Linked DNA regions of Homo sapiens: region 2 is linked to region 1. Evidence: chromatin contacts called from ENCODE Hi-C or POLR2A ChIA-PET data. All regions are on one chromosome and are shown on one strand. The core of a region is the stretch at or near the end of the contact, and the rest is flanking DNA. Distances in the headings are between cores, read along the strand shown.

Region 1 (3,640 bases), core at 470-2,969:
GCCGGGGAAACGGGACCATGTTCACAGCCAGCTTCCGCAGGTCAGCATTGAGCTGGCCTGGGAAGCGCAGGCAGGTGGTGACCCCACTCATGGTAGCAGACACCAGGTGGTTCAGGTCACCATAGGTGGGCGTGGTCAGCTTTAGGGTTCTGAAGCAAATGTCGTAGAGAGCTTCGTTATCAATGCAGTAGGTCTCGTCTGTGTTTTCTACGAGCTGGTGGACTGAGAGGGTGGCGTTGTAGGGCTCCACCACTGTGTCTGACACTTTGGGCGAAGGCACCACACTAAACGTGTTCATGATCCTGTCTGGGTACTCCTCCCGGATCTTGCTGATGAGGAGGGTACCCATCCCAGACCCAGTCCCCCCACCCAGGGAGTGGGTCAGCTGGAAACCCTGCAGGCAGTCACAGCTCTCAGCCTCCTTTCTCACAACATCCAGCACCGAGTCCACCAGCTCCGCGCCTTCTGTGTAGTGCCCCTTGGCCCAGTTGTTCCCAGCACCACTCTGACCTGTGAGAGAACACAGCTAATCATTTGTCAGCCAGGTAGACAGCACTACTGGTCACCGCCATGCGAAAAAAGCCGAGTGACATGGTGTGAGCTGACCACAGAATTCACCCTGGAGGTAGAGCAAACGGACCCTTCAAAGCCAAAAGACGGCAGCCTGCCCTGCTACGAATTAAGTCAGGGGCCAAACCTGACAGCTTAACAAACCCCTCCCCGGGGGGGCCACTGCCAATTCCCAAGGACAGAGGAACAGCCACTGCCCCAGCTCAGCTCCCTGCAGGGAGATTACGTGTGTGGCGGCTCCTCGCCTCGGCAGACAGCTGGACCTTGCTCCCAAAGCCGATTTAGTAGAGGGGATTGAGTGGCTCAGAGAAGAGGAGGGCGTCCAGGGGCCCCGGCTGCGCAGTTCCCACGGCGGTGCCCTTGGAGCAGCCCCTTGACCTTTGAGCCGCCGCCCAGTCCCCAGCCACGGCTCACCGAAAACGAAGTTGTCCGGCCGGAAGATCTGCCCGAAGGGCCCCGAGCGCACGGAGTCCATGGTGCCGGGCTCCAGATCCACGAGCACGGCGCGGGGCACGTACTTGCCGCCTGCGGGGACGGGAGGGCGTCAGCCAAGGCAGGGGCCGCGGGGTCCCCGGAGGGCGGTCGGGGAAGGGGCCGGGGCCTCACCGGTGGCCTCATTGTAGTACACGTTGATGCGTTCCAGCTGCAGGTCGCTGTCCCCGTGGTAGGTGCCCGTGGGGTCGATGCCGTGCTCATCGCTGATCACCTCCCAAAACTACAAGGGACGCGGGCGGGCCCGGGCGGGCCGGGGCTGAGTCACCGCGGCCGGTGCGCAGGGAGGCAGCCCCGCCCCGGACGGGCGCGGCAGCCCGGCCCTCCCCGCCCCTCCCCCGCCCCGCGCGCCCTGGCCGCCGGGTTCCTGGGGGCTTCGGTCGCCCGGCTCGGCCAATTCCCCGCGGAGGGGGCCCGGCGGCCGCAATGCGGGGGCGCCGCCCGGCCGCTGCTGCCGCCATCTTCCCCGGCCGCCCGCCCACACCGCCCGGCAGGCCCGCCTGGCCCCAGCGCCCCGGCAACTTACCTTGGCGCCGATTTGGTTGCCGCACTGCCCGGCCTGCAAGTGCACGATTTCCCTCATGATGGCGGCGGCGGCGGCGGGGAAGCAGGAGGAAGTAGACAAACAGCAGCAGAAGAGCGGGCGCGCAGAGTGCTACAACCGACGCTCCGCCAACGCTTATATACCCTCCCTGCCCGCCTCCGCTAGTCTCGGAATGGGCTGCCAGAACGAGGCTGGCAAGCTCCCTCGTTTGATTGGCCTTGCCCCCGTCAATCAAGCTGCCTAAGGTCCGCCTTTTTAAGCCAGTTTGGTCTTTATTGGTCAGCCGCAGCCTCCTATCTCCCTATCACAATCCCCCTCCTGGCGCCGCAGTGCTCCGTCCATTGGGTGTTTCAAATGATTGATTTGCCGTCTCATTGGCTGGCTGCCGGGAGCACGCCGCCAGGCTGGCGCTATTGGCTGCGCTGCTTCAGCGTCCTGGTAACCGCCGCAGTGCCGCGGCCGGCGCGCGGACGGGGTGGGGCGCAGGCGCGAGTGCGGGCTTCCGGTCGGGCGGCGGGCAGCTGCGCTGGGGGCGCCGAGGGAGGGCGGGCCCGACGGGCCTCGGGCAAGCGCAGTCTTGGCTCTGAGCCCGGGGCCTTTCGGGAGCCGGGAAGGGCAGGCTCGGTGGCGGCCCCACGTCCAGAGTTGCGCCCTCTCTGGCCTTGCGCCGGGACACGGCATCTGCGCGCTGGGCGGGTTCTGGAGCGGGGTCCGCACGGAGCGAGCCCGGGGCCTCCAGGCCGAGGAGGCTGCGATGCCTTAAAGGCAGGAAGATACACGGGCTCGGGGGCTGCGGCGGTGGAGGGGAGCTCTCCACAGAGCCGCAGAGGCCACGGAGTTTCCTGCTCCCGGGTGCCGCACGCCCACTGCCCTCGCGGTCGCGTGAGGGGAGCACGTGGGGGACGCCGCGCCCCGAGGGCCGGGGCGGAGGGCAGGGGAGGGGAGCGGAGGGGCGAGGCCTCCCCCGCAGCTGCGCGCCCTGCCCTGTTGTGGAGACGGCGCTGGCTCTGCGCCGGTCGCCTTGGTGCCTCGGCCCCGTGAGTGCGCGAGCTCCGTGGAGACCAGGACAGCGCCCAGACCTCCCTCGGCGGGTGGGCCCCGACCTCCGGGCTCCAGGGCCGGTATTCCAACCACAGGTCAGCGCGCTGGGGCTGAAACATACTTCTGTTAATGCTTTTCCTAATTTATGACTTGATTTTTACTTGGGTGGGAAAAGAAACTTAAAATGAATTACATGTGGTTGCGCCTGTTTAAAAACAAACGGGCTGTATTTTTGCAGCATTTTTATTTTACTTAATTTATTATTCTGAGACAGAGTCTCGCTCTGTCTCCCGGGCTGGAGTGCAGTGGCGCGATCTTGGCTCCCCGCCCCCCCCCAGGTTCAAGCGATTCTTCTGCCTCAGCCTCCCCAGTAGGTGGGACTGCAGGCACCCACCACCACGCCGCTAATTTTTGTATTTTTGGTAGAAATGGGATTTCACCATGTTGGCCAAGCTGGTCTGAAACTCCTGACCTCAAGTGATCCGCCCGCCTCGGCCTCCCCAAGTGCTCGGATTTACGGGAATGAGCCGCCGTGCCTTCTACATTTTTGTAGCTTTTTTCTTTTTTTTTTGAGATGGAGTTTTGCTCTTGTCGCCTAGGCTGGAGTGCAGTGGCGCAATCTCAGCTCGCTGCAACCTCTGCCTCCCCGGTTCAAGCAATTCGCCTGCCTCACCTTCCCAAGTAGCTGGAACTACAGGTGTGCACCACCACGCCTGGCTATTTTTTTTTTTTTTTTTTTTTGAGACAGAGTCTGGCTCCGTCGCTCAGGCTGGAGTGCAGTGGCATGATCTCGGCTCACTGCAACCTCCATCTCCCGGGTTCAAGCGATTCTCCTGCCTCAGCCTCCCGAGTAGCTGGGATTACAGGCGCCCGCCACCACGCCCGGCTAATTTCTGTATTTTTAATAGAGATGGGGTTTCACCATCTTGGCCAGGCTGGTCTGGAACTGACCTTGTGATTCATTCGCCTCGGCCTCCCAAAGTGCTGGGATTA
Region 2 (3,640 bases), core at 854-3,353, 86 kb before region 1:
GTGTAGCTCCCGTGTAGCCCCGTGTAGCCCCGTGTAGCCCCGTGTAGTCCCGTGTAGTCCCGTGTGACCCTGTGTAGTCCCGTGTAGCCCCGTGTAGTCCCGTGTAGTCCCGTGTAGCCCCGTGTAGCCCCGTGTAGTCCCGTGTAGTCCCGTGTGACCCTGTGTAGTCCCGTGTAGCCCCGTGTAGTCCCGTGTAGTCCCGTGTAGCCCCGTGTAGTCCCGTGTAGTCCCGTGTAGCCCCGTGTAGTCCCGTGTAGTCCCGTGTAGTCCCGTGTGACCCTGTGTAGTCCCGTGTAGCCCCGTGTAGTCCCGTGTAGTCCCGTGTAGTCCCGTGTAGCCCCGTGTAGTCCCGTGTAGTCCCGTGTAGCCCCGTGTAGTCCCGTGTAGTCCCGTGTAGCTCCTGTGTAACTAGTCTGTTTCTTCCCTTTGACCCGTTTCCTTTGGTTTTTTCCCGTATATTTACTTTATTTACCAGTTGTGTTTGTTTTTACTTTTGTTTTTACTCATCATATAGGTGTATATTAGTTGTTTTTACTCATCATATGAGTGTATATTAGTTGTTTTTACTCATCATATGAGTGTATATTAGTTGTTTTTACTCATCATATGGGTGTTTATTCGTTGTTTTTACTCATCATATGAGTGTATATTAGTTGTTTTTACTCATCATATGGGTGTTTATTCGTTGTTTTTACTCATCATGTGGGTGTTTATTTGTTGTTTTTACTCATCATGTGGGTGTATATTTGTTGTTTTTACTCATCATATGGGAGTATATTAATTGTTTTACTCATCATATTGGTGTATATTAGTTGTTTTTACTCATCATGTCGGTGTTTATTCGTTGTTTTTACTCATCATATGGGTGTATATTAGTTGTTTTTACTCATCATATGGGAGTATGTTAGTTGTTTTTACTCATCATGTGGGTGTTTATTCGTTGTTTTTACTCATCATATGGGAGTATATTAGTTGTTTTACTCATCATATGGGTGTATATTAGTTGTTTTTACTCATCATATAGGAGTATATTAGTTGTTTTACTCAGCATATGGGAGTATATTAGTTGTTTTTACTCATCATGTGGGTGTTTATTCATTGTTTTTATTCATCATGTGGGAGTATATTCGTTGTTTTTACTCATCATATGGGTGTATATTAGTTGTTTTTACTCATCATGTGGGTGTATATTTGTTGTTTTTACTCATCCTATGGGAGTATATTAGTTGTTTTTACTCATCATGTGGGTGTATATTTGTTGTTTTTACTCATCATATGAGTGTATATCAGTTTTTTACTCATCATATAGGTATATATTGGTTGTTTTTACTCATCATATGGGTGTATATTTGTTATTACCACGAAGTAACTACTTTCTGTTTCCCTTTTTTTCTTTCTTTTTGTGGTAAAACATACATAACACGAAATTGACCATTTTAACCATTTTTAAGTGTACAATTCAGTGGCATTAGCACATTCACTGTATCACATATCCATCACCACCACCCCTTTCCAGAACTGGGTATCATCCCAAAGACTCCATACTGGCCGGGCGCGGTGGCTCACACCTGTAATCCCAGCACTTTGGGAGGCCGACGCGGGCGGATCACAAGGTCAGGAGGTCGAGACCATCCTGGCTAACATAGTGAAACCCTGTCTCTATTAGAAATACAAAATATCAGCGGGCCGTGGTGGAGGGCGCCTATAGTCCCAGCTACTCAGGAGGCTGAGGCAGGAGAATGGCGTGAACCCGGGAGGCAGAACTTGCAGTGAGCCAAGATCGTGCCACTGCACTCCAGCCTGGGCGACAGAGCAAGACTCTGTCTCAAAAAAAAAAAAAAAAGACTCCGTACCAATAGTTATCTCCCCTCCCCTCCTTCTAGCCCTGGTGGCCACTGTTCCACTTTCTGCCTCTATGAATTGACCTGTCCTAGGTACCTCGTAGACGTGGAATCATATAGTATCTGCCCATTTGTATCTGGCATCTTTCACTCGGCGTGTCGTAAGGGTTTATTCACGACGTAGCCTGTGTCGGAACGTCCTTCCTTTTTTTTTTTGAATGTGGCTGCTACGAACACTGATGTATGAGGATGTGCTTGAGTTCCTGCTTTCAGTTCTTTTGCATATACAGCTAAAGGTGAAACTGCTGAATCCTCTACTGACTCTGTGTTTAACTTCTTGAGGAACCTTCACACTGTTTTCCACGGCGGCCACACCATTTACCTTCCCGCCAGTGACGCATGAGAGTTCAGTTTATCCACATCCCACCAACATTTATTTCCCTTTTTTTTTATAAAGGCCACCCTAATGGATGTGATGTCTCACTGTGGTTTTTATTTGCATGTCGCTCATGACGAATAATGTAGAGCATCTTTTCATGTGCTTATTGGCCACGCGTATATCTTTGAAGAAGTGTCTATTTAAGTCCTTTGCCAACTGTTTTTTTTCTTTTTGAGATAAGGTCTCACTTTGTTACCCAGGCTGGAGTGCAGTGACACGATCACAGCTCACAGCAGCCTCAGCCTCCCAGGCTCAGGCCATCCTCCCGCCTCAGCCTCCCAAAGTATTGGGATTACAGGCGTAAGGCACCGTGCCCTGCCCTTCAATTTTTAAACTGGATTATTTGCTTTTCTGTTGTTGAATTATAGGGTTCCTCCTATACTCTGGATATCAACCCCTCGTCAGATACGTGATTTGCAAATACCGACGTCTCCACCCTGAGGTGTTTTATTCCTCCAGAGTGTCCTACGTGTACATTTCACTGTAATGAGGGTCCAGTCGCTCCAGTGTTTCTTTTGCTGCCTTTGCTGCGGTGTCATATCGAAGAAATCCTGGCCAAATACAGCGCCAGGAAGTGTTCCCCTGTGTCTTCTTCTAAGAGTCTTTTTTTTTTTTTTTTTGAGACAGGTTCTCACTTTGTAGCCCAGGCTGGAGTCTGATGGCGCAAACACGGCCCACTGCAGCCTTGACCTCCCGGCTCAGGTGATCATCCCACGTCGACTTCCTAAGTAGCTGGGACTACAGGCACGCCTGGCTAGTTTTTTTATTTATTGCAGAGATGGGGTTTTGCTCTGTTGCCCAGGCTGGTCTAGGACTCCTGGACTCAAGCAATCTACCCATCGCAGCCTCCCAAAGTGCTGGGATTACAGGCACGAGCCGCCTTGCCCAGCCTCTTCTAAGAGTTTTATAGTATTAGCTCTGATGTTTTTGAGTTGGTCTTGCACTCTTAAAGATAACTAACGATTTGGCCGGGTGCGGTGGCTCACACCTGTAATCCCAGCACTTTAGCAAGCCAAGGCAGACAGATCACCTGAGGTCAGGAGTTTGAGACCAGCCTGGCCACCATGGAGAAACCCCGTCTCTACTAAAAATACAAAAATTAGCTGGGTGTGCTGGTGCATGCCTGTAGTCCCAGCTACTTGGGAGGCTGAGGCATGAGAATCGCTTGAACTCGGGAGGCAGAGCTTGCAGTGAGCCGAGATTGTGCCACTGCACTCCAGCCTGGGCGACACAGTGAGACTCCATCTCAAAAAAAAAAAAGTTAACTGATGATTTTAAGGAACCATTCTGAATGCATGGAAAGGTGTCCCGTGTCCTCCTCCGCACCTGTTCCCTGGCTGGCATGTTGCCCCCCTGTGGT

Evidence for each region. Hi-C counts contacts between places; a loop is a spot of excess contacts on that map. ChIA-PET counts read pairs that join two places held with the same protein, here RNA polymerase II (POLR2A). Pooled maps may share reads with other maps.
Region 2: a loop to region 1 is called in a map of B cell, with 19 times the contacts of the local background. The contact joins the enhancer-like site here to the promoter of TUBB4B in region 1. A Hi-C loop is called at or near these places in 1 of 168 maps with a recorded cell type or tissue (B cell) and 6 of 50 pooled maps. POLR2A ChIA-PET finds 5 or more read pairs at or near these places in 9 of 52 experiments (AG04449, GM12878, HEK293 and 6 more).

The regions. Positions count from the first base shown.
Region 1 is chr9:137,239,366-137,243,005 of GRCh38, reverse strand. It overlaps TUBB4B (tubulin beta 4B class IVb), which reads right to left and starts at 1,719. Exons shown (of 4, transcript NM_006088.6): 1 at 1,589-1,719; 2 at 1,177-1,285; 3 at 985-1,095; 4 at 1-510. The coding sequence starts at 1,645. RefSeq lists silencers at 1,315-1,544, 1,875-2,694.
Region 2 is chr9:137,325,339-137,328,978 of GRCh38, reverse strand. The region is part of intron 17 of EXD3 (exonuclease 3'-5' domain containing 3); the gene reads left to right. Among named protein-coding and RNA genes, the nearest start is that of NRARP, 25 kb to the right of the region's middle. Within about 2 kb of position 2,103, at least 3 of the 41 ENCODE cell types and tissues checked have a DNase peak (open chromatin) inside an H3K27ac peak, as active enhancers do; they include B cell, where a contact is called at or near this core.